Regions from separate parts of the Homo sapiens genome. Here all the other regions are linked to region 3. A link is a contact called in ENCODE Hi-C or POLR2A ChIA-PET data. All regions are on one chromosome and are shown on one strand. The core of a region is the stretch at or near the end of the contact, and the rest is flanking DNA. Distances in the headings are between cores, read along the strand shown.

Region 1 (4,001 bases), core at 74-2,573, 1.1 Mb before region 3:
CCAGCACTTTGGGAGGCTGATGCAAAAGGATTGGTTGAGGCCAGCAGTTTGAGACTGGCCTGGGCACATAGCAAGATCCCATACAAAAATTTTTAAAAATTAGCTGGGCATGGTGGCGTGTGCCTGTGGTCCCCAGCTACTGAGGAGGCTGAGGTGGGAGGATGGCTTGGGCCCAGGAGGTCGAGACTGCATTGAGCAATGACTGTGTCACTCTACTGCAGCCTGGGTGACAGAGCAAGAGAGCCCCCCCAGCACCCCCTACAAATTTTTTTTTTAAAAATTAAAAAGGCGCGGTTCGAGAAGAGCTGTAGTCGTCCCAGAGCTACAGTGCAGGTGATATCAAAATGCAGGTGAGAAAACTGGAGACAGAATACAGTAACGGATACAGGTGCCCCTGAAAAGGTGCAGAGGCGCTAAGGACGCAAGCAATCCTGAACGTTCCAATCGTTCGTTTTAAAGTTGTCCTGGCCAACCCGTGAAGCCTTGTATGAGGAAATGTTTCAACGAGGGCGCCTGACGCAGTCCCCGAGGCCAGAAAACACCCAGGTTTAGATACGGGCTCTGACCCGCACCTGCCACAGCCAAATCCCTCCCCCTTCTGAGCCCGATCCCGTGTTGTCCTCCAGGGGTAAGCAAAACACCTGGCAGGGCTGCCTGAAGATTAGGGAAACTGAGGAGACGCGGCAGGTGCCCAGTATTTATAGTTTTGTCCCCAAACGGGGGAGTTATTTGTAAGCACTGGCTACTACCCCCGTCAATCACCTAATTGTCCAAAAAAAGGCAAACGGAGGGAATGCGCCGCAGCTGAGCACCGCGCAGGCCGCAGCTGAGGTGCACACCCGGGTGTGCCCTTTGTATTGCTGGAAGCGCTGGCGATCATAGGGGCAGAGGGCTGGCGTTGGGGCGGCCTGGGACCCACCCGGCCCCGCCCCCTCTCAGGCCCCGCCCTCCCCCTCCTCCACCGGTAGGGGGACCTCGGCCGGCCTGGGAGATCGGGGCGTAGGGGGAGGTGGGGGTGCATCCGCGAGCCCTAAAGGTCATGACCCTATGGGGCGTCTCTGGGTCGTCGTGGGGGATGGGCGGGGGGGGGGGTCTCCCCGCCACGGGAGGTCTAGAGAGCAGCGGCGGCGGGGCGGGGCGGAGTGCAGAGGCGCCGCCGGCGGGGCGGCTTCGGGAGGGCGCGGCCCCTTTAAGACGCCCCGCCGGCCCCGCCCCCGAGCCCCGCCTCCCGCCGCCCACGTGACCCCGGTCTTGTGACTGGGCCCGGGAGGGCGGGGGAAGCCCGCGGCTCGCGCCCGCCCCGCCCCGCCCCGCGTCTGCCTCAGAGGGGCCCGAGCCACCCGGTCCGCCGCGTCCCCGCCGCCGCCGCCGCGTCCCCCGCCGGGGCCGACCGAGCCGAGCCGGGCCGGAGCGGCGGGCGCGGCCGGGCCGCCATGGACCACAAGCCGCTGCTGCAGGAGCGGCCGCCCGCCTACAACCTGGAGGCCGGCCAGGGCGACTACGCGTGCGGCCCGCACGGCTACGGCGCCATCCCCGCCGCGCCCCCGCCGCCGCCCTACCCCTACCTCGTCACAGGTGGGCCCGTAACCAACTTTCCCCGCCGGCGGCTTCCGAGGTGGCAAGCCCGGTCGGGGGACGTGGGTCCGGAGGCGGGTGGGGCCCGCCCGGGGGTCCTTCCTGGAGCTGGAGGTCCCCGGGCTGGCTTCGGGACCCGGCGCCGCCGAGGGCCAGCCTCCCCCCCGGGGCTCTAGTCCTCGGGCCCGTCGTAACCCGGCGGGGCCGGATCCCTGCCCCAGATGAACTTTGTGTCACGAGGCGCTCGCTGTTGGCAGATTAGCGCCGAATCAGGCCCGCGGTGGCCGTCCCGAGGGTGGAAAAGACCGGGGGCTTTTTTAGCGGGGTGGAGGTTGAGGGGACAGGATGAGTAGTCCCCGTGGCGGTCCGATTTCTCCTCCCTGCACCCTAATGACCTGCTTTCCCGCCCACAGGGATACCCACCCACCATCCCAGGGTCTACAACATCCACAGCCGGACCGTCACCCGCTATCCTGCCAACTCTATCGTGGTCGTAGGAGGCTGTCCTGTCTGCAGGTGAGTGGGTCTGCAGCCTGGGGACTGGCCCTGGAAGCTCTGAGGACCCCCGCCCTAACCCCCAGGACCTCACAGCTCTGCTTGTGGGAGTGGGTCCGGCTTGACTTGGATCTTGACCAGAGCCCTTTATGGGAGGGACAGACAGGCTGCCCGAATGCGGTGTGGGAGAGTGCGGGTCCGCTCACCCTTGGCTCTGAACACATTTTGTGGGGGCAAAAGGGTGGATTCCTTTTCCTAGATCTTGGGGCATTGCACCCCAAGTGATTGGGATGTAGAAATGGTAACAACGGGACTCGTGGTCCTTTCGTCTTTGTTCTGGGACTTGCAAGGAATCAGGTGTCTGCTTTTTCCTTCACTTTCCGCAAGTTTACTCTGCAGTTGATCGTCGAAGGTGGTGGAAGGTTTCATTTTCCCGGAAGGGGCATTTGGAAGTAAGTGCACCAGCAGGACAGACCTCAGTGGGAGAAGCGACGGCCGTAAGAGCTGCTTTATCCAAAGTTGGCTTGAAACGCTCTTCCACGAGCTGGACCAGGATGGAAACCCCGTGTTTCTTTGAGGCAGGAGTTATTTTTTTCATATCCTCGCATTGGACCTGCACACGCTTTTTGGTTTTTATAGGGCCCCGAGGTGCAGCTAGAGGCTTGTTTTGTGGAGGTTTTGAGGATTCACATTTAAATAAGGATTAATTAAATATAAACCCTTGGCAGCTGGGGGTGTTCAGATTGCTTAGAAAGTAGGGGCAGAGTTGGCCGGGACAGGGTTTTCAGCTGTGTCTCGGAGGAGGAAGTTGAAGCCACTGAGATGGAATTAAGAAACCCTGGTTTGGACTTAGACTTGATTTCAAAAGTGTGTGTGTAAGGCCTAGAGTGGAGTCACGGGGAAGTGAGTGATTTCAGAGCCTTAGCAGGCAACTTCCTGGGAAGGAAGGGCAACCTAGAGGTGGGGACAAGAGGCTGGGACCTCGGGGGCAGGTTGTGGCTGCTTGCCTGCACAGGGACCCCGTGACAAACCCTAACTGGGACGTCAGTTTGACACAGTTGGTCACCACCCAGCAGAAACATTAGCCTTTGGAGTGAAGGTGGAGGGAGGGCAGGGTGGGGCGCTGGCTGCCTTCGGGACATAGTTCTCTCCCGGAGCTGCACCGGGTTGGGGGGCTGGCAGAGCTGTGTGAGTGTGAAGGCACATGGAGGGGACTCAGAACATGGAGGAGCAGAGGGTCTGCCTGCGTGTCATTGTCCATGCCCTGCCATCCCGGTGTCCAGCCTGCCGGAGGAGCCGGGTTCCGGTCCTGGTCCTGCCAGGAACAGCGGGGCTTGTTTCCCCACCTGGGACGTGGGGGTGTCTGGTGAGGTGTCTCTGAAGCTCTTAGCTCTTCTCTGCCCAAACCCCTGAACTTGGAGAGGTGAGAGACCAGCGGCAGCGAGGGATGGGCCAGATATCCCAGGGCTGGGGGGCGCCGAGGTGGTGGCGCAGTTGCTGTCGGTATGGGGGCACTGGCCCTGCCACTTCCCCTTCCCTAGGTGGGAACTGTGTCCCTGCGGAGGCCCATGGCTTCCGCTAACCTGGAGGTGCTCTCCAGTTATGCAGAACCTGGAGCGGGGTCAGACTGTGCTCTGCTGGGAAGGATCTTGGGCTCGGCCCTCAGAGGCTGTAGGGGTGTGGGGTCCTTGGTTACTTAATCACTGCTCTCTGCCTCTGGGCAGCTGCACCAGGCAGGGTGGAGGCTGGGTCCTCTCTGGACAAGGTTGGGGGGTCCTTAGTCCTTTAAGTTGGGACCAGAGCACTCTTGGATCCTGCGGCGACCCCTTGGGTTGCAGCCAGGCCCTCCCAGCACACACGTCCCTGCGCTCTGCCCGTGGTGCCTTGGATGCTGGAGAGTGGCTCTGGCTCCCCGAGGCTTTGCCTCTGCA
Region 2 (3,859 bases), core at 618-3,117, 1.1 Mb after region 3:
TCTCACTCATATCGTTGGTGCCCGCCAGGAGACTGGGCTATTTTTTTTTTGTCTGTTTCTTGGGGGCGACAGATTCTGAGGAAAAAGGGCGAAGGGCTGGTTGTCGCCCTGAGAAAGTTTCTCCTCAGGCAACGGGTGCCAGGACTGGCAGCGCCTAGCACCTTCACCTACAACCAGAAACTAGCTGGCTACCTTCAGGAGCAAGGAGGACCTAAAGGCGATGGGCGGAACCAGCTGCCGCAGCGACTCCGCAAGCCCCTCACACCTCAACCCAGGTTTCCCGCCACCAAGAAAAGGCACGAGGACGCCCTGAGCACTAGCTCCACCCGAGGGCGGTGCGCTCGCGGGGCCGAGGCGCATGCGCAACTGGAAACAGCGTCTGCGTTTCCGCAGCTGAGGTAAATCCGCCATCTTCCACCCGAACGTCCCGGGAAAACTACAAATCCCAGAATCCTCTTTGGTGTCACATATTTTTAGGCGGCGGCCGCGGCGCCTGATTGTTCCTGAAGCACATCTACTAACTTTTCTGTTTCAGACTGCCTTTTCCTCCCTCTTTCCGTTCTCTAATTCCTCCTCTTCCTGCTGGTCTCCTTCACGCCCTCACCTTAGGATTTTGAGACTCTCCTGGACCCCACTGTCACCCCTGCCGCCCTGTCCTCGGCCCAGCACTCCGCTGGCAGGGAGACCGGGCGGCGCATCTCCCCGGGAAAACGGCGTAGACTCGCTTCTTCCTCATTGGCAGAAGCTGGGGGGGCCCAGCGCGGACCGAACCCCCGTCCCCGCCCACACTCGCTGGTATATAAGTCGGCGTGGCGCCGCGGTGGGTGTTGAGAGGCCCGCGAACTGACGGGCCAGTGAGCGGGCGTCGGGAGTGGGCGGATGCGTTGGGGTTCGGGTCGTGGGTGTTGAGGCGGAGAGGAAGGCGTGGTGTGGCGTCTCCAGGTGATTGCGATTGGGGGAAGGTAGAGGAGCCAGAGAACGACTCAGCCGTTTCGGGGGAAGAGGAAGTTGGACAACATCGGCTGTTTTAGTGCTTTTTATTTTTCCCCAATTCAGCAGAGAATATTTTCAAGGGGGGTGAGTTATAATGACCTATCGCGTTTTACTGAGCCCAGTTCCACTCCCGCCCTTCCTTGGCTTTGTAGGGTCTCCCCTCCGCTCCCTCGGAAGCGCTTCTAAGAAGGTGGGCAGAGGGGGGGAGGTTTGCTACCAACAGCTCATGAATAATTCATGAGCCCCGCCCTTCGTCAGGAAGCCCCGCCCCTCCGGATCGCGCTGACGCACGCTGCGTTTACCAAACTTAAGGAAGCGACGTCACAGGCCCAACCCCTAAGACGGGGGGCGGGGCGCCAGTTTCAGCACGTGCTGCCTCTACCCGCGCAAGCCCAAAAGGGTGTGCGCAGGCGCTGCCCACTAGGGGGGAGGAAGGAGGCGGGGTGGGGAGGTTGTTGGATTTAGAGCCGGGCGGAGACCGCTGAGACTCATTCCTCAGGAACAAGGGTCGGGTGTCAAGGAGACCTTTTCACACCAGCTCCCGTCCCCCGCCTACGGTGGGTGGGATCGCGCGGCAGAGACAAAGGAGATCAGTAGGGCCGGACATAGCTGCGCAGGGAAGTAGGGTGTCAGTTTGGGGTGGTGGGCTTTTGCGGGGGCTGTGGGGGGGTTATATTTAAACTCCCAGAGCCGTTAAGTTGGTTCGTAGTCTGATGCGCGCGCAACCAGGGTGGTGGCGGAGTGCGCATGCGTGGTTCCCGGGCGAAGGGAACGCGCGCTCACCGTGCGCGCTCGCGGCCGGGTGGTAGTGGCGGAGGAGAAAGGGGTCGGCGCACGCGCGGTTGAGTCCTCGAGTAGTTCGGGTCTCGCGGGCCTCTTGTTTTGGTCTCGCGGGCTAGTAGGGCGCACTTGGCGGGGAGGCGCTTGGGCGCGAGACTAGGCGTGAAGAGCAGAGCTGCGCGCGCACTCGGGAAAGGGGGGAAGGGAGCAGGGTCCAGGCAGGGGGGGTTAGGCCCCCTGATCCCCCTCGTTACCCCGACTGGCACGGAATAAGGGGAGGAAATGATCGAGATGGCGGCGGAGAAGGAGCCGTTTCTGGTGCCGGCCCCGCCGCCGCCGCTCAAAGATGAGTCGGGCGGAGGGGGCGGCCCCACGGTGCCACCGCACCAAGAGGCCGCCTCTGGGGAGCTCCGCGGCGGGACGGAGCGTGGTCCGGGTCGTTGCGCGCCATCTGCGGGGTCCCCAGCCGCTGCGGTCGGTCGGGAAAGCCCCGGGGCCGCGGCCACCTCCTCCAGTGGTCCCCAGGCGCAGCAGCACCGAGGGGGCGGCCCCCAGGCGCAGTCGCATGGGGAGGCCCGCCTGTCGGATCCCCCGGGGCGAGCCGCTCCCCCGGACGTGGGGGAGGAGCGCCGGGGAGGGGGCGGGACAGAGCTGGGTCCCCCTGCTCCTCCTCGACCCCGCAATGGCTATCAGCCCCACCGGCCACCTGGGGGGGGCGGGGGCAAGAGGAGAAATAGCTGTAATGTAGGGGGAGGCGGGGGAGGCTTCAAACATCCGGCCTTCAAGAGGCGCAGGCGGGTGAATTCGGACTGTGACTCTGTGTTACCCTCCAACTTCCTCCTGGGGGGCAATATCTTTGATCCCCTGAACCTGAATAGCCTCCTGGATGAGGAAGTGAGCCGCACTCTCAACGCGGAGACCCCTAAGTCATCCCCCCTTCCGGCCAAAGGGCGAGATCCGGTGGAGATCCTCATCCCCAAAGATATTACTGACCCGCTCAGTCTCAATACTTGCACTGATGAGGGCCATGTAGTTCTTGCTTCGCCACTCAAGACTGGTCGGAAGCGGCATAGACACCGGGGACAGCACCACCAGCAGCAGCAGGCAGCCGGAGGGAGTGAGAGTCACCCCGTGCCGCCCACAGCCCCTCTCACCCCCTTACTCCACGGGGAGGGCGCCTCACAGCAGCCGCGGCACAGGGGCCAGAACCGGGATGCCCCCCAACCCTATGAACTCAACACAGCCATCAACTGCAGGGATGAAGTGGTGTCTCCCCTTCCATCTGCTCTGCAGGGTCCCTCAGGCTCCCTATCAGCCCCTCCAGCTGCCTCAGTTATCTCTGCACCCCCATCTTCCTCCTCCCGACATCGCAAACGTCGCAGGACTTCCAGCAAGTCGGAGGCAGGGGCTAGGGGTGGAGGCCAGGGTTCCAAGGAAAAGGGCCGAGGGAGTTGGGGAGGCCGCCACCACCACCACCACCCACTGCCTGCAGCAGGCTTCAAAAAGCAACAGCGCAAGTTCCAGTATGGGAATTATTGCAAATACTATGGGTACCGCAATCCTTCCTGTGAGGATGGGCGCCTTCGGGTGTTGAAGCCTGAGTGGTTTCGGGGCCGGGACGTCCTAGATCTGGGCTGCAATGTGGGCCATCTGACCCTGAGCATTGCCTGCAAGTGGGGCCCGTCCCGCATGGTGGGCCTGGATATCGATTCCCGGCTCATCCATTCTGCCCGCCAAAACATCCGACACTACCTTTCCGAGGAGCTGCGTCTCCCACCCCAGACTTTGGAAGGGGACCCGGGGGCAGAGGGTGAGGAAGGGACCACCACCGTTCGAAAGAGGAGCTGCTTCCCAGCCTCGCTGACTGCCAGCCGGGGTCCCATCGCTGCCCCCCAAGTGCCCTTGGATGGAGCGGACACATCAGTCTTCCCCAACAATGTTGTCTTCGTCACGGTAAGAGGGTCCAGAGGCTCTTGGAATAGGGGCCAGGTGTGAAGATGAGATTAAATGGGAATGTAGCAGGGAAGGTTATGACCCAGATCCTCAAAAGAGGGGTCTGGGTTGGCAAGTGAGAGCCTCTGCTGGG
Region 3 (4,239 bases), core at 542-3,041:
TTGTCCCTGTGGGAAGAGGGCTGCCGGTACAGACCCCTTGAAGCTTTGTATCTGCTTGAACTAAAACCACCGCCTGTGTTTGCTGAGGTTGCCGACATCTGTCTGAGAAAATACGCAGGAGCAGCAAGGTTGGGGGGGCTCAGAAAAGTTCGAGCACTTCCTGTGTGCACACTGTATGACCCGATTCACACACCTGGACACATTTAATCCTCCCAACTACCCTAGGGGGTCGAATTCAGTGGAAAAGAGAGCGGCGGCTAAGGGCACCTCCAATGGGGAGGGTGTCGGGGCAAAGCGACCTGAGACCCCCAGCCACATACTGCAGGACAAACCAATGTCGGCAGGTGAGGACAGGGTGGGAATAGTGTTCCAGGCAGAAGGAACAGCGAGTGTCAAAGCCTCTAAGCCTGACAGGGTGGGAGTCTGGCCTCGGATCTCCAGAGATCCAGGAAGACCCTGCACAAATACTAGAGAGAGGGGTCTGAAGGAGAGAAGAGGAGGGAAGGTTTTTGTTGTTGTTTGAGAGGAAGTCTCGCTCTGTTGCCAGGCTGGCGTGCAGGGGCCCCATCTTGGCTCACTGCAGCCTCTGCCCCCGGGGTTCAAGCAATTCTCGTGCCTCAGCCTCCCGAGTAGCTGGGATTACAGCAGCGCTCCATCACGCCATGGGGCTCCTTGCAGCTAATTTTTTTTTTTTTTGAAACAGAGTCTCACTCTGTCGCCCAGGCTGGAGTGTAATGGCGCGATCTCGGCTCACTGCAACCTCTGCCTCCTAGATTCAAGCGATTCTTCTACCTCAGCCTCCCGAGTAGCTGGGATTACAGGCATGCGCCACCACGCCTGGCTAATTTTTGTATTGTTTAGTAGAGACGAGGTTTCACCGTGATAGCCAGGATGGTCTCGATCTGAGCTCGTGATCCTCCCGCCTCGGCCTCCCAAAGTGCTGAGATTACAGGCGTGAGCCACCGCGACCGGCCGAGGTAAGGTTTTCACTGGGGTCTCTTCCATCTGCCTGGCCGCCAGGCCACGTATCCACTGAAGAGGCAGAGGGTCAGGATGGGAAGACTCCGGGGACCACCTAGCCCAAGACCCGCAATCAGGCGGCTCTGCAAGGCTAACCGGGTAACTTAAAGAAGTGAAGCCGATTGACGTAAAACAGAAAGGAAAGAAGTTAACTGGCCGGCCAGCGTCAGCAGGGGCGGCCAGTGTCACCCTGCCCGGGGACAGCACCCCTGTTTCGTGGCGAGGACACGGAGGGCCAAGGGGGCGGGGCCGGGCTGCCCTGGCCACGCCCGGACCGCCTGCTCCCCGCCCAGGGCCTGCACAGTTGGCGCCCACCGGCATCAGCGTGAAGGGAGCTCCTCGCTGGCTGCCGACGGGGCTGCAGGGCTCGCTAGCCGCTCACCTGCGTGTGAGCGCGGAGCCCGCAGTACCCGCCGTCCGGGCTCAGAGGACGTGACTCCCCGACCCTGCGCCCGGCAGTCCCCGGGGGCCGTGCGCCCGGCCCAGGCTCGGAGGTCCAGCCCAGCGGCGGCTCAGGCTGCGCGCCTGGCTCCCAGCCTCAGTTTCCCCATTGGTAAAGCATTGACGGTGGTTGCGGACGGCTTCTGCGGACAGAGCCTTGGGCTCCGACGTCTGCGCGGGTACCGGCAGCACCCCCACCCCGAAGGGAGGGCGGGACCTGGATCTCGCGACCGCTGCCCCAGGTCCCCGCCCCCGGGCCCTACCGGGCTGAGGTCGGCAGGCCCCGCCCCCCGCCCACGAGGAAGTGGCTGCTGCTCCGGCGCGGAGCCCAGAGCCGGTTCGGCGCGTCGACTGCCCAGAGTCCGCGGCCGGGGCGCGGGAGGTGAGGGCCGTGGGGGCGCCCGGAGGTGGGGGTCAGGGGAGCCACCTGGAGGTGGGGGGGCGCGTAGATGTGGGGCGCCGCCTGGGAGTGAGCGGGACTGGAGGGATGAGAGGGGGTGCAAGGAGGGGACCGGGGGGCGCCTGGAAGTGAGGACGCATAGATGTGGGGCGCCGCCCAATAGGGGCACGGGGATGAGTGGGGGCACATGGAGAGGAGGGGGCGCGGGGACGAGGGGCTCACGGAAAGGAGAGGGAGCCCTGGGATTGGAGGGGGCGCGGGGGTGGCCGCAGGGCCAGACTGTGGAAACGCGGGCTCCCAGCGCACCGGGCGCCCTCGGGGCGTCCCCAGCCCCCGGCCCCAAGCTTCCGCCTCGTGCCTTCCGCCCCTGCTCCCCGGCCCCCATCCCCAGCCTTGCCCCGCGGTCGGTCGGTGTAGCCCCGTTACTTCGGGCCGGCGGGGCCCCACACCCAGTCACTTCCCCTCCATCCCCGGAGCCTTCCGGGTTGCAGCCGCCGGGAAATGAGCTGGCGTCTCCTGCCGCCCCGCCCCTGCCCTCCTGGCCGCTCCCGCTGCTCCCACCCGCCTCCCCCGGGCCAGGTCCGAGGGGTCCCGTACGGGGCGGGCCTGGCTGGCGGGGTCCCGGAACGCACCCCCTCAGCTGCAGGGCTCCGCGGCCAGGGCAGATCCGAGCAGCCCCTCCCTTTCCGGAGGCGCTGGGAGAGCAGCCAGGCCGCCTAGGGCGGGGCGGGGCCGGGCTGCACCCGCGGGCAGTGAAGGGATCAGGAGTGCAAGCCTGGGGAGTCAGACCTCCCCCTGCCTCCTCTGCCAATGCAGCCCGGAGGCTACCACCACCCATCCCGGCCGGGCGCGGTGGCTCACACATAGAATCCTAGCATTTTGAGAGGCCCAGGCGGGAGGATCGCTTGAGGCCAGGAGTTGGAGGCCAGCATGGACAGCATTGCGAGACCCTTTCTCTATTAAAATAAATAAATAAAATGTAGCCAGGCGCTGTGGCTCATGCCTGTAATCCCAACACTTTGGGAGTCGAGGTGGACGGATCACTTGAGGTCAGGAGTTCGAGACTAGCCTGACCGACATGGTGAAACCCTGTCTCTACTAAAAATACAAAAATTACCCAGGCATGGTGGCACGCACCTGTAATCCCAGCTACTCAGGAGGCTGAGGCAGGAGAATTGCTTGAACCCGGGAGGCAGAGGTTGCAGTGAGCCGAGATCACGCCATTGCACTCCAGCCTGGGCAACAGAGCAAGACTCCGTCTCAAAAAAAAAAAAAAAAGCCACGTAACATGCCTGTAATCCCAGCTACTTAGGAGGATGAGGCAAGAGAATTGCTTGAACCTGCCTTGGCAGTGAGCCAAGACTGTACCACTGCACTGCAGCCTTGGCAACAGAGCCAGACTCCGTCTCTAAATAAATAAATAAAATCTTAGGGACCTAGGTAGGAGTGCCAGCTTCTCCCTTCACTGGCCAGTGACTGGTAAGCCACCCAACTCCTGCCAGCCTCAACTTTCCTTATCTGGAAAATGGGAACCTTAAAGACTGGGAGGCTGAAATGCAATACTGCAAGACACCTGGCAGCGTGTCAGGCGCTGACAGTATAAACGTGCGTTTGTTGCTCACCTTGATCATAGTGTTCCCCCAGGTGAACCTAACTTCCTGGCCTCCAAGATTTGGGGTCAGAGTCCCAAGCTGCGTCATTTAGTAGAAGCCGAGTGACTTTGAACAAATCGTTGCTTTTGTCTGAGCCTGGGTTTCCTCCTGTACAAACTGAAGGTAAAAAGCAAACAGGCTGGGCGCGGTGGCTCACGCCTGTAATTCCAGCACTTTGGGAGGCCGAGGCAGGCAGATTACCTGAGGTCGGGAGTTCGAGACCAGCCTGACCAACGTGGTGAAACCCCGTCACTACTAAAAATACAAAATTAGCCAGGTGTGGTGGTGGGCACCTGTAATCCCAGCTACTCAGGAGGCTGAGGCAGGAGAATCGCTAGAACCTGGGAGGCGGAGGTTGCGGTGAGCCAAGATCATGCCGTTGCACTCCAGCCTGGGGTTACAAAGCGAGACTCTGTCTCCAAAAAAAAAAAAAAAAGCAAACAAAAAATGTCTCAGGCTTGCTTCAGGGGGAGAATGGTGAAAGGTCTGGGTAAAATCGCCCTGATAGATGCCGGTAAAGTTTGTTTCTTACATATGTCTGTACATAATCCATTGATAGGTCTTTTTCTTTTTTTCTGGAGTCCGGGTCTCATTGTGTTGCCCAGGCTATAGTGCCATGGCTTGATCATAACTCACTTTAGCCCCAAACTCCTGGGCTCAAGGGATCCTCCTGAGTAGCTGGGATTACAGGTATGTTCCTCCATGCCCAGCTAATTTTTAAATGTT
Region 4 (3,670 bases), core at 1,171-3,670, 1.3 Mb after region 3:
TTTAGCTCCTACTTATAAGTGAGAACATGCAGTGTTTGGTTTTCTGTTCCTGCAGAAATTTATCCACTTAGGATAAAAGCCTCTAGCTGCATCCATGTTACTGCAAAGGACACGATTTCTTCTTCTTTTCTTTTCTTTTGTTTCTTCTTTCTTTCTTTCCCTTCCTTCCTTCTCTCTTTTCTTTCTCTTTCTCTCTCTCTCTCTTTTCTGCATCCATGTTGCTGCAAAGGACATGATTTCTTCTTTTTTCTCTCTTCCTTTCTCTTTCCTTTCTTTTTTTCTTTCCTTCCCTTCCTTCCCTCCTTTTCTTTCTTTTACTTTTTCTTCTTTTGTCTTTCTTTCTTCTTCTTGAGTCAAAGTCTTGCTCTGTTGCCCAGGCCGGAGTGCAGTGAGTGGTGTGATTTTGGCTCACTGCAACCTCCGCCTCCCGGGTTCAAGCAATTCTCCTGCCTCAGCCTCCTGAGTAGCTGGGATTACAGGTGTGTGCCACCACGCCCAGCTAATGTTTGTATTTTTAGCAGAGACGGGGTTTCACCATATTGGCCAGGCTTGTCTCAAACTCCTGACCTCAAGTGATCCACCCGCCTCGGCCTCTCACAGTGCTAGGATTACAGGCGTGAGCCCCATCTCGTTCTTTCTTATGGCTGCGTGTTTTGATACTTTCAAATTACAAGGACTCAGTGAAGGCTATTCGTTGCCTTGAACTTCCCAAAGCATTTCCACAATCGATGGGGTTCTCAGTAAGAATCCGGGACTTGGAGGGCAGATGCTGTCAACATCCCCATTTAACAGATGTGGAAACTGAGGCCTAGACCTACGTTCTTGTCCCTTTACAGGCAAGGTCCCTGGAGGAAGGGGTTCATCTAGAGGCTCATACAGATAAACTGGAATGTACAGTAAAGTTTTGGCTGCCTGGGTTCATATCTAAACTCTGCAGCCTCAGGTCTCTTTCCACTATTAGAAAATGGGGAGAAGGCTGGGCGCGGTGGCTCACGCCTGTAATCCCAGCACTTTGGGAGGCCGAGACGGGCACATCACCTGAGGTCAGGAGTTTGAGACCAGCCTGGCCGACATGGTGAAACCTCGTCTCTACTAAAAATACAAAAAAAAATTAGCTGGGCATGGTGGCGGGCGCCTGTAATCCCACCTACTCCAGAGGCTGAGGCAGGAGAATCGCCTGAACCCAGGAGGCGGAGGTTGCAGTGAGCCGAGATCATGCCACTGCACTTCAGCCTGGGCGACAGAGTGAGACCCTGTCTCCAAAAAAAAAAAAAAGAAAAGAAAAGAAAATGGGGAGAATGTTAGCACTTAATTTCCCAGTATTGTGAGACTTAACATATGTCAGCCTGGGCAGCATAGCAAGACCCCACCTCTACCAAAAATTTAAAAATTAGCTGGGCATGGTGGCTGGGGCACGCCTGTGGTCCCAGGTACTAGGGAGGCTGAGGCAGGAAGATCACTTGAGCCGAGGAGATTGAGGTGGCAGTGACCTACAATCGCGTCACTGTACTCCAATTAAAAAATAAGTGTCGGGCCAGGCGCGGTGGCTCACGCCTGTAATCCCAGCACTTTGGGAGGCCGAGACAGGCAGATCACGAGGTCAGGAGATGGAGACCATCCTGGCTAACACCGTGAAACCCCGTCTCTACTAAAAATACAAAAAATTAGCCGGGTGTGGTGGCACACGCCTGTAGTCCCAGCTACTCAGGAGGCTGAGGCAGGAGAATCGCTTGCACCCGGGCGGCGGAGGTTGCAGTGAGTTGAGATAGCACTCCAGCCTGGGCGACAGAGAGAGACTCCGTCTCAAAAAAAAAAAGTGTGGCTCTCAATAAATGAGTTGTTATTTCAGTGGCAAGCCCTGAAAGGGGGTCTACAAAGGCCCAGTGGGCGAGGCTGAGGAAATGCCTGGACACGACCCTTCTCATGGCATTCCCGGGGCGCCCGCATCAGCCCCTACCCACTCCCGCTCGGGGACTTTCTCGGAATCGCGCTTCTTCTTCCAGCAGCCTCGAGGCCGGCCCCGTCCAGGTCTCTTTAGCTCCGCCCCCTGGTGAGGGGCGTGGCCTCCTCAGGGCCGGGGCGTGGCCCAACCGGGAACTGGGGCGTCGAACTCCCCTTCCCAGTCTGGAGCCACCCATTCCAGGCGGGGCGGGAGGCTGATCACGTGACCAGCGAGCGGTCTCACCCTCCTCATATGCCAGTACCACCTCCTCCAGTCCCAGAGGGGGGATGTCTTACTCCTTTCCGTGAAGCAAACCCTTTGAGTACGGTTTGCGTCCACAAAGCGTAGGGTGAGAACCTTGGGAGCGACTGGGCCCGTCTTTGCTCCCTCGGTGGGGTTTTGTCTCCTGGCTTCCCCCAAGTGCGAGGCAGTTGGTCTCGCCCAGCCGGGTCCTGGGCGCGGCGGCGGCAGCCGCGTCACTGGCGGGCGGGATCCCTCCGCTCTGGGGAGGCAGCGCTGGCGGCGGGGCTGGGGCCACTGAGGAAATCCATCCGCGCCGCCGCCGCCGCCGCCGCCGCCGCCGCCGCCGCCTCCGCCGCGGAGGAAGACAGCGCCGCCCGCGCACCGCCAGCGACCTCCGCCGCAGAGTCCCACCGCCACAGGTACCTTCGCTGGCAAAAGGAGTCCTCTCGCCCCCCAGCCCCAATTTCCCCCAGGGGAACCTCTCTTCCTTCGGTCTCCCGGGGCTGGCCTCCTGGGAGCGGACGTAACTCCCCAGACCTCCGCTCCCTTCCCCTCTTGCCCGGTCGCTCCCAAACCCGGAAGGGGAACTGGGGAACCCTCGCCCCCCACCGTGCGTGCGCTTCCCCGCACCATCAGCGAAGTTTTTGCCCGACCCCAGACCCCAGCCCAGCCCCGACTGCCTCTTGCTCCCTCGGAAGTTGGGGGGCTAAATTCCGGGCTTCCTCTAGGCCCCGCCCCGCCCCCTTTCCCCACCGCCACCCTCCCGCCTGCCCCCGGGGAGCACCCCTCGTGTCCTCCACTGTCGCACCCCTGCCGGCCCTCGCCTTGCACAACTCCAAAATCGGGGAGAAGCAGGCAAGGCCGCGCGCCACCCTTCCTTTCGTCTCCACCCTACCCACGATTTGGGTGCTGCCCGTGGTTTCTGGCCCCACTCGCCGAAACTGGAGCCCTCGGCGCCCTATTCCCTTTACAGATCCTCACCCCAAGCCCAGCTCCCAGGCGCCCGCCCCCCGCCCAGCTTTCTTTTAGGCAAAATGGAGGTCGTAGGGGCTGGAGGGCCAGGCCCACTGCGCTTCGCAGCGCCGCACCAGCCCGCGCCTTCCAGCTGCCAGATCCAGGGACCCTCCCGTCACTCTCCTGAGCCCCGCCAGACCTGCGGAGGCGGTTGCACCCTCATTTCTCTATGGAGCGCCGGCTGCTATATCCCTAGAGTCTGGGGGCTGCTGAGGGCCCTGGGGGGTGATGGGGACCGAGGGCTGAGAACGTCGCCCCCGCCCCCAGTTTCTTCCTCCAGCCGTGCTTCCTTCTGCCCTGGGCCTCCGGCGGTGCCGCCAGGCCTGGGCTGCTAGTAGGTGGAAGAGGCTTTGTGCGGGCCTGGGGGTTGGGTAGAGTAAGGAGTTCTGCCCGCACCCCCCATCCCCCGATTTTGAGGGTCACCCCTTGGCACTGGCGTAGAAAGCTGAACTTACAAGGAGGGGAAATGTC
Region 5 (4,219 bases), core at 977-3,476, 1.5 Mb after region 3:
GTCTTGCTCTGTTGCCCAGGCTGGAGTGCAGTGGCACAATCTTGGCTCACTGCAACCTCCACCTCCCGGGTTCAAGTGATTCTCCTGCCTCAGCCTCCTGAGTAGCTGGGATTACAGGTGCTGGCCACCATGCCTGGCTAATTTTTGTATTTTTAGTAGAGACAGGGTTTCACCATATTGGCCAGGCTGGTCTTGAACTCCTGACCTTGTGATCCTCCTGCCTCGGCTTCTCAAAGTGCTGGGATTACAGGCGTGAGCCATCGCGCCCGGCCAATTGTTGCTTCTTTTTCAACAGGAGTGTGGGCTGCTGCTCTCCTCTGAGGGCGAGTGTCAGGGCTGCTACCCGCTGGATGGGCACATCTTGTGCAAGGCCTGCAGCGCCTGGCGCATCCAGGAGCTCTCAGCCACCGTCACCACTGACTGCTGAGTCTTCCTAGAAGTACCTGCTGGGTTCTCAGTTCCAGTTCCCATCCTTTGATTGATCACTCTCCCTGACATCCACCTGTATGACTTTGTCACCAAATGCTGTCTTCTCTTTCTCCAATCAAGAAATAATAATCCCTCGAGTTTACAAAACACTTCCAAGTCTGTTGTCTCATCTGATTCTCCCAGTAGCCCATTACAGGCCCAGTCATTGTTACTGCCTGCATTTTTTTTCTTTTTTTTTTGAGACGGAGTCTGGCTCTGTCACCCAGGCTGGAATGCAGTGGTGCCATCTCGGCTCACTGCAACCTCTGCCTCCCAGGTTCAAGTGATTCTCTTGCCTCAGCCTCTTGAGTAGCTGGGATTACAGGCGCCCGCCACCACGTCTGGCTAATTTTGTATTTTTAGTAGAGACGGGGTTTCACCACCTTGGTCAGGGTGGTCTTGAACTCCTGACCTCAAGTGATCTGCCCGCTTCACCCAACCAAAGTGCTGGGATTACAGGCGTGAGCCACCGCCCTTGGCCACTGTCTGCATTTTTACATGTGAGGATGTCAGAGCTGAGAGGTGACTCCCCCAGATTGCATGGTTCTTAAATGGTGGAACCTGGGTCTTTTTGACTCAGGTCCAGTTTTTTTTGACAACTCTTGTAATCCGTCACTACCCTCCTCTCAGTGCTGGGAGCAAGCACGCCTCAGGGAGGAGGCAAGATTTCCTCTATGTATCTATTTTGAGACAGGGCCTCACTCTGTTCCCCAGGCTAGAGTGCAGTGGTGCAATCAAGGCTCACTGCAGCCCTGAACTCCTGGGCTCAAACAGTCCTCCTGGCTTAGCCTCCCCAGTAGCTAGGACCACAGGGGCATCCCACCAAGCCCAGTTATTATTTTTTTGTGTGTAGATGGGATCTTGCTATGTTGCCCAGGCTAGTCCTGAACTCTTGGGCTTAAGTCCTCCCTCCTCGACCTTCCCAAGTGCTGGGATCACAGGTGTGAGCCAATGTGCCTGGCCCTAAATATTCTGTAAAGGGGCCTTGCTATGTTGCCCAGGCAGGTCTCCAACTCCTGGGCTCAAGTGATTCTCCCACGTCGGCCTCCCAAAGCGCTGGGATTGCAGGCGTGAGCCATCTCAGCTGGTCTTCCTATTAAGTCTCACACTCAATTCACTGAGAGGGGCCTTGGTGTTACTCCCGGGGGTGGTAATCCATTGAATCTGGGCGGTCCATACTCTGTTTAGGGCGTTAACTTACAGCCTATTTCATCCAAATACTGAGCGGGGTTAAGACTGAGATCTGCCAATTTTACTTAAAGACGGGGCGTCTTTGTCGAGGAAAAGCAGGAACGGCGGACTTTGCATTTAGTGCGCACTGTGGCACCCAATTTTGGCTGGATATTTGGAGCAGAAAATGGTGGGATACGATGCTTTAAAATGGTTGCTTCCACCTTCCATCCCCTAAGCGCCCGCGCTTCCCAAGCCCACGCCCTGCCCGAGGAGGGGACGAAATCACCCCCGGTGAGGTCAGGAGGCCCGTGGGGGGAACATGGCTGGATGAGAACCGTCTTAGGACCCCGACACATCTGGGGTCGCGCGATCCTCGACTTCCGCTCTCCCTTCGCGCCCAGAGGGCTTGTTCGCCTCCCGAGGCCGCGCTTGGCCCAGCCGAGGTCCCGTAGTTCCTAACGCTCGAGCCGTTATCGTCTCGAAAAGCCGCGCGAGACTTGCGAGATCCCCGCCCCTTTCCCATCACGCCCTGCTCTCCCCGCCCTTCGCGCTCGGTTTGTTAGTTCCAGTTCCGGCCGCGAGGGTGGAGCTTTGTGCCTCGGAGGCGTGGGTGACGCAGGCGCAGCGCGGGCTGCGCGCGCTACTGCCCATCCCCGGTTGTCCCACTTTTGTTCGCCTCTCTTCGGCCCTCTACTCAAGAGCTCCGTCTCCGTCTCGCCCTCCTCGAAGTCCTCGTCGCGCGCCCGCGACCCAGGTCGCCCTGAAATCTAGCCCGTCCGAGCGCGAGTCCAACGGCCGCGGCCGCACCAAGGTGGGGGAGGGGAGGAGCCTGGGGGGCCCCGCTGGGGCGGGAGAGGAACCGGGGTCCACGGGGGCGGGCGCGGAGAAACTCGGGGCGAGTGGAGGTGTTGGAGCCGCGTTCTCAGGCCTAGGATGGTGGGGGCCGCGGAGGGCTGGCCTTGGCGGGAGGGAAGCGGGCGAGCTGCCCGCGAGGGACGGTCCCTTCCTCCGCTCGTCCTTTTGCACCACTCCTACCGCCTCTCCCCGGTCCCCAGGCCCCCTCAGACCGTGCCATGGGTGACAGTGATGACGAGTACGATCGAAGGCGCAGGGACAAGTTCAGAAGAGAGCGCAGCGACTACGACCGTTCCCGCGAGAGAGATGAAAGACGTCGAGGGGACGATTGGAATGACAGGTGAGCCGTTTTTAACTTCATCTTGTCCCCGTTTCATGCCGTTTCACTCCACCCGCGTCGCTTTTCTTTCTCCCCCTTGTAATTTTTATGAGGGCGAATCCTATGAAATGGCTCATTGGACCGTTTTCTGTGGTTCAGCCTATTTGCTGTTGGCCAAATAACTAGCTGTGGCTTGGTTTTTGAAATTCTCTGCAGATCAGAGCTATAGAGCTAAGAGTTTGAGTATGAAGAAGCACTGTTTATACATGCACGAAAAGCGTGCTTTTTTGCTTTTTTTTGTTTTGTTATTGAGATGGGGTCTTGTTCTGCTGCCCTGGCTGGAGTGCATTGATGCAGTCGTAGCAGCCTCCACCTCCCGGGCTCAACCGAGCCTCCCGCCTCAGCCTCTTGAGAAGCTGGGACTCCAGGGGGAGGCCATCACGCCCGCCTAACTTTTAAAAATTATTATTGTTATTTCGAGACAGAGTCTTGCCCTGTCGCCCAGGCTGGAGTGCAATGGCGCAATCTTGGCTCACTGCAACCTTCGCCTCTGGGGTTCAAGTAATTCTCCTGCCTCAGCCTCCCGAGTAGCTGGGATTACAGGCACCTGCCACCACGCCCGTCTAATTTTTGTATTTTTAGTAGAGACGGGGTTTCACCATGTTGGCTAGGCTGGTTTGGAACTCTCGACTTTAGGTAATCCACCCAGCTCGACCTCCCAAAGTGCTGGGATTACAGGCATGAGCCAGTGCTTGGTCTAAAATTATTTTTTGTAGAGACAGCGTCTTGCTCTGTTGCCCAGGTTGTAAATTATATTTTAGGAGGATTGCTTCAGAAAAATAATAATATAGAGTTGATCTGACTGGAGAGGTCGTCAGATTATTTCCCTGACAATATATGATTAGGTTTCTTGTCACTGTTTTGCCTAAAATCTCAGAGTTCATAGGGCGGTGCTGATTGGATTGATTATAAGATGTGGTTATTGACCTTAGGGTGTTACAGTGAGCTTGGCATGGGGGATCAGAATGGCAGTGGATGTATTCTGTAAATGAGTATATATAGTGGAAGTTATAAAGAGGGTAAGCATTGAGGGAACAGATCTCTAAAGGAGGGGAGCGGTGCTGGAGGTTGTGTGTCAGGGACCCACTGGAAAGTGACACTTGGCTAGACTTGGAAAGATGAGTGGGAATTCCCCAGACACGAGTGACATGAACAGCTTGGAGTTGTGGACATAACGTGTGATTTTAGCATATTCTAGTTTGGTTAGAGTCCTGTTTCTCAGGATGTCCACAGACCATAGGGGGTCTCCGAGGCTAAAATTAGTTTTTGTGGTAATGTTTACATATTATTGCCATTTCCACTGTTGGTGCCATAGCAATGATGGGTAAAACCGCTGATGCTTTA
Region 6 (4,081 bases), core at 230-2,729, 1.2 Mb after region 3:
AGATGAGAGGAGGAAGAGGCCTGGGCTGGGGTGAGGCTTCGGGAATGCAGTCCTCCTCCCTGATCCTGATCCCCACCCCCAGCTGCCGGCCCAAGGTCATAGGCTGCCTCCTGAGTAGCTGAGGCTTGACTCACCTGTCACAGTTAAGTCCCCCACCCCCTACCATCCACAGACACCAGGGTGGAGGGTGCATGGTTGGACAGATCCTGCGGGTGGAGGCGTGGAAGGACAGTCTCTAGCTGGCCAGCACTCCCAGCTAGGAGATAAGATTTCCTTCCCTCCAGCAACGGCCTCAAGTCCCTCCCCCGGGGGAAAGCAGAAACTGAAATGGGAATTCTAAGATCCCTATGAGGTCACAGGCTCCACAGTGACCTCACAGGCTTAGGAAGGAGGAGGAGGAATCTCAGATAAGCCGGTTGGGGATAATAGGCGGAAGAGCTCAGGGAGAAAAGAGTGAGGGGAGGTAGAGATTTGTTTCTTTCCCATAGGCTGGAGAGCTGCGTGGACAGTGGAGAGGGCCAGGACCTTAGGGGGCGGGGTTGCGGCACAGAAAGCAGAAACCTCGGGCTTAGGGGCCAGTCACTGGGAAGGGGGTGCCCGGGGCTGCTCGGATCTCGGTGGGACGGGGGTTAAGAGGTGTAGATGAAGAGGGAGAGAAAGCAGTTATTAGAGGAGCTCGTGGGGACTGCTTCATAGACCGATTGGAGCTGAGGTTAAGAGATCATGTAAATAAGCCAACCAGGTGAGGGGCGGGACCATCCTACAGGTGCGCAGATATGCAAATAAAGAGAAAGGAGGAATCTCTCCCAACGCTCGGAGGCGCAGGGCGTTCTGTGCAAACGAGAAGCACGTTCATTGTCTAGGGGGTTCTCAAAGATGGGAGAGGATGGCTGCAGGTTTAGGGCAATCAGGAGGGGCAGCAACCCTGGCCGCCAGGTGAAGGGGCGGGCCCGACTCCCGGGCCGGGCGGGGCCCGGGGTGGGGCTATGCAAATGAGGGACCCGGTTGGGCCCGGGGCCCGGCTGCACTCACCAGCCTGGGTGATGTCTGACAGGTCGTAGCTACGGGCCGCGCCCCGGGGGAAGTGCTTCAAGCGCCGGTTAGACAGGTTCAGGGTCCCGGTGGCCACGGCCTCCTCTAGGGCCCGCTCTGCACTGCGTCTCCCCGGCAGACCTGGAGACCCGGGCACGGAGGTCGTGGCTGCCGCCTCCTCACCCCCGGCGGCGAGTGGAGCCGCTACGGCCGCCGCCATCCGCTCCCGGCGGCTCCCGCTGCCTGACTGACGGGACCGGCCGTCCCTCCTTCCCCCACCCCCTCCTTGGAGCCGCCGTAGTTGCCTCAAGGGGGAGGGAGCGGTGTCCGGGACCGGACGGACCAATCGTGGCCCCGAGACGCGTCAGAAGCGGCCAATCAGAACCCGTCAGTGGGGGTGGAGCTCCGGCGCCGGAGTCTGACGAGAGAAGGGAGGGGAACAAGGATAGAGCGCTCGCCAACGGCCGACGCTCCAGGCCGTCCCGCCCAGCGCAGCTGCACCCAATCACAATGCTCAGATCGGGAGGTGGAGCCAATCAGGTCCAACCAAGAGGAGGGGACACCGGCACTCCACTAGCAGGAAAACGGGCCGAGGGACCGCAAGCAGGGGGTGCCTAGTCCTCGTCCCCCAAAGACCAATCGTAAGCCAGATACAGGCGAGTGACTGTCAAGAAGGCCAATTAGAGCCTCCGAAGGGAATCTGGACCTGCCTCTTCTCTGAGGGACGGCTCTACCTACCAATAGCATGGGCGAGAAGGCGGTCCCTTTGCTAAGGAGGAGGCGGGTGAGCTAGAACTTTAAGACTGAGGTTAAGAATGAACGCGGAGCCCCTGGCCGGCCGGGAACGCAGTTCGCCGCTGCAGTGGCGAGTGCGAGCTGGACGTGTTAGGGGGCTAGCCGGCGTCCAGGGCTTGAGGGGATTCGGGCGACTGCTTGAGGCCAGTGCACTGGCGGTTGTCGCAGCTGAAGGGGCAGCGGGGGGACCTCCGACTGTGAAGCCTCTGGCAGGGGTCTCGGGACCCCCGGGCTGGGGGCGGGCGGGGGGCTTCCCAGAGCCTGGAGATGCCCAGCTCGAGGAGGGAGGGTGTAGGTGCAGCGTTGCACGGTCTGCCGTCTCACCCGAGGAGCTCCCCTGGACAGGAATGGAGAGGGGACCAGACCACGGGGTTTTAGAGGCTTAGAAAGGATCTCACCGCCTAGAACACGCCCTTGGTGCTACGAATGCAGAAACTGAGGCAGAGGGAAGTTGATGCGTTAGCAAGAGCGAACAGCAAGTTCCTGACAGCTGGCTTGCTCTAGAAACCAGGTCTCTGGATCCTCCACGCACAGCCCTTTCCCGCTCCCTCAGTTTTCACAGTGGATGTTTTCACTCCCTTCCTCTCTTCCTCCCTCCCTCCCTCTCCCTTCCGTTCCCTTCCTCTTTTTATTTTTTTATTTTTTGAGATGGAGTCTCGCTCAGTCGCCCAGGCTGGAGTGCAGTGGCGCGATCTCGGCTCACAGCAACCTCCACTGTCCGGGTTCAAGCAATTCTCCTGCCTCAGCCTCCCGAGTAGCTGGGACTACAGGCGCCCGCCACCACACCCGGCTAATTTTTTGTATTTTAGTAGAGACGGGGTTTCACCGTGTTGCCCAGGCTGGTCGCAAACTCAGGAGCTCAGGCAATATGCCCTCCTCGGCCTCCCAAAGTGCTGGCATTACAGGCGTGAGCCACCGCGCCCGGCCTTTTTTTTTTTTTTTTTAAGAAGGTCTGATTCTGTCGCCCAGGCTGGAGTGCAGTGGTGCAGTCATGGCTCACTGCAGCCTTGAATGCCTGGGCTCAAGTGATCCTCCTGCCTCAGCCTCCCAAGTAGCTGGGACCACGGGCGGCACCACTGCACCTGGCTAATTTATTTTCAATTTTTGTAGAGATGGGGTTTTGCTATGTTGCCCAGGCTGGTCTCAAACTTTTGACCTCAAGCGATCCTGCCTCTGCCTCCCAAAGTACTGGGATCACAGGCGTGAGCCACCGCACCCGGCCCACAGTGGACTTTTTCTTTCTTTTGAGACAGAGTCGCTCTGTTGCCCAGGCTGGAGTGCAGTGGCTTGATCGCAGCTCACTGCAGCCTCAACCTCCCACCTCAGCCTCCCGAGTAACTGGGACTACAAGCACGCACCACCATGCCAGCTAATTGTATTTTTTGTAGAGACAGGGTCCTACTATGTTGCCCAGGCTGATCTCAAACTCCTGGGCTCAAGCAATGCTCCCACCTCGGCCTCCCGAAGTGCTGGGATTATAAGCGTGAGCCACAAAGCCTGGCCCACAGTGGACTTTTTCTATTCACAACCTCTCGTTTGCCTCCTGGGGTGAAATGGAGTGGATAAAGGGGACCCAAATGCAAGAGGAATGGAAAATACCTTTCTGTCTACTTGGAGATCTTCCTTTCTAAGTGGCATGAGTCCCTAATGCAGTCCCCTCCCTATGTGGTAGGTTGCCCAGAAATAAGTCACTGAAGTTGCTTTCTCCTTAGTTCACATCTCAGAGGTTGATATTCCTGAGTAGTTGCTGAAGAATTAAAATTCCATCTCAGGCATCCCAGCCTAGCCATGGCTAGGCACCATACATAAGGGAATTTGGGTGGTCAGTCTGGTGCAGTCAATGAACGGATCTGTGACACTGTGTGGTGAGGGCTGGTGGTCTGGCAGGATGGGACTCCTTTGAGCCCCTGCAAGAGCCAGCCACTCCTTGGATTTATTGGTGTAGATCTGGCCTGAGTGGGACAGACACAACCCTGACCCCTGCTGTTTCTCCTGATAAATGTCACCCCACATAAGACAAAGCTAATATCAGAGACCCTGGGAGAAATCCTAAGCTTTCAGAGGAAATCCATCCCTTTCTCCCACCTTAATAGGTTGTCCTTTATACATGCAATGATGTTACTGTCCCTCAGGAAAGCAAAAGCAGTCTTCTTTTTTGTTTGTTTTTTTTGAAACTGGGTATCATTCTCGCCCGGGCTGGAGTGCAGTGGCACGATCATAGCTCACTGCTGCCTCAAACTGGGCTCAAGCAATC

What was found. Hi-C counts contacts between places; a loop is a spot of excess contacts on that map. ChIA-PET counts read pairs that join two places held with the same protein, here RNA polymerase II (POLR2A). Pooled maps may share reads with other maps.
Region 1: a loop to region 3 is called in a pooled map, with 8 times the contacts of the local background. The contact joins the promoter of BRI3 here to the promoter of ARPC1B in region 3. A Hi-C loop is called at or near these places in 1 of 37 single-sample maps with no recorded cell type and 8 of 50 pooled maps. POLR2A ChIA-PET finds 5 or more read pairs at or near these places in 1 of 52 experiments (AG04449).
Region 2: a loop to region 3 is called in a pooled map, with 17 times the contacts of the local background. The contact joins the promoter of MEPCE here to the promoter of ARPC1B in region 3. A Hi-C loop is called at or near these places in 2 of 37 single-sample maps with no recorded cell type and 8 of 50 pooled maps. POLR2A ChIA-PET finds 5 or more read pairs at or near these places in 3 of 52 experiments (CD4-positive, alpha-beta memory T cell, PC-9 and activated B cell).
Region 4: a loop to region 3 is called in a map of sciatic nerve, with 26 times the contacts of the local background. The contact joins the promoter of GNB2 here to the promoter of ARPC1B in region 3. A Hi-C loop is called at or near these places in 1 of 168 maps with a recorded cell type or tissue (sciatic nerve), 1 of 37 single-sample maps with no recorded cell type and 7 of 50 pooled maps. POLR2A ChIA-PET finds 5 or more read pairs at or near these places in 1 of 52 experiments (CD4-positive, alpha-beta T cell).
Region 5: a pooled map shows a loop between it and region 3 (4-fold over the local background). The contact joins the promoter of SRRT here to the promoter of ARPC1B in region 3. A Hi-C loop is called at or near these places in 5 of 50 pooled maps. POLR2A ChIA-PET finds 5 or more read pairs at or near these places in 2 of 52 experiments (activated B cell and activated T-cell).
Region 6: a pooled map shows a loop between it and region 3 (34-fold over the local background). The contact joins the promoter of FBXO24 here to the promoter of ARPC1B in region 3. A Hi-C loop is called at or near these places in 1 of 37 single-sample maps with no recorded cell type and 7 of 50 pooled maps. POLR2A ChIA-PET finds 5 or more read pairs at or near these places in 3 of 52 experiments (T-cell, activated B cell and activated T-cell).

Annotation. Positions count from the first base shown.
Region 1 is chr7:98,280,363-98,284,363 of GRCh38, forward strand. It overlaps BRI3 (brain protein I3), which reads left to right and starts at 1,324. Exons shown (of 3, transcript NM_015379.5): 1 at 1,324-1,575; 2 at 1,989-2,091. The coding sequence starts at 1,434. RefSeq lists an enhancer at 155-1,139 and silencers at 836-1,345, 1,476-1,815.
Region 2 is chr7:100,427,964-100,431,822 of GRCh38, forward strand. MEPCE (methylphosphate capping enzyme) reads left to right here and starts at 1,868. Exons shown (of 4, transcript NM_019606.6): 1 at 1,868-3,726. The coding sequence starts at 2,056. ZCWPW1 (zinc finger CW-type and PWWP domain containing 1) reads right to left here and starts at 740. Exons shown (of 18, transcript NM_001386010.1): 1 at 605-740. RefSeq lists silencers at 218-267, 2,088-2,557 and enhancers at 428-657, 1,678-1,817, 2,688-2,767.
Region 3 is chr7:99,372,939-99,377,177 of GRCh38, forward strand. ARPC1B (actin related protein 2/3 complex subunit 1B) reads left to right here and starts at 1,792. Exons shown (of 10, transcript NM_005720.4): 1 at 1,792-1,843. RefSeq lists an enhancer at 372-872 and silencers at 1,173-2,052, 2,063-2,702.
Region 4 is chr7:100,671,320-100,674,989 of GRCh38, forward strand. GNB2 (G protein subunit beta 2) reads left to right here and starts at 2,421. Exons shown (of 10, transcript NM_005273.4): 1 at 2,421-2,604. RefSeq lists silencers at 1,951-2,080, 2,091-2,170, 2,421-2,600 and enhancers at 3,031-3,240, 3,441-3,520.
Region 5 is chr7:100,872,877-100,877,095 of GRCh38, forward strand. SRRT (serrate, RNA effector molecule) reads left to right here and starts at 2,227. Exons shown (of 20, transcript NM_015908.6): 1 at 2,227-2,452; 2 at 2,697-2,836. The coding sequence starts at 2,715. TRIP6 (thyroid hormone receptor interactor 6) reads left to right here. Exons shown (of 9, transcript NM_003302.3): 9 at 296-578. The coding sequence ends at 427. RefSeq lists enhancers at 1,112-1,776, 1,777-2,442, 2,019-2,068, 2,279-2,338 and a silencer at 2,479-2,708.
Region 6 is chr7:100,584,849-100,588,929 of GRCh38, forward strand. It overlaps FBXO24 (F-box protein 24), which reads left to right and starts at 1,480. Exons shown (of 10, transcript NM_033506.3): 1 at 1,480-1,816. The coding sequence starts at 1,778. It overlaps LRCH4 (leucine rich repeats and calponin homology domain containing 4), which reads right to left and starts at 1,281. Exons shown (of 18, transcript NM_002319.5): 1 at 1,033-1,281. The coding sequence starts at 1,252. RefSeq lists enhancers at 1-103, 104-617 and silencers at 759-808, 849-1,278, 2,039-2,158.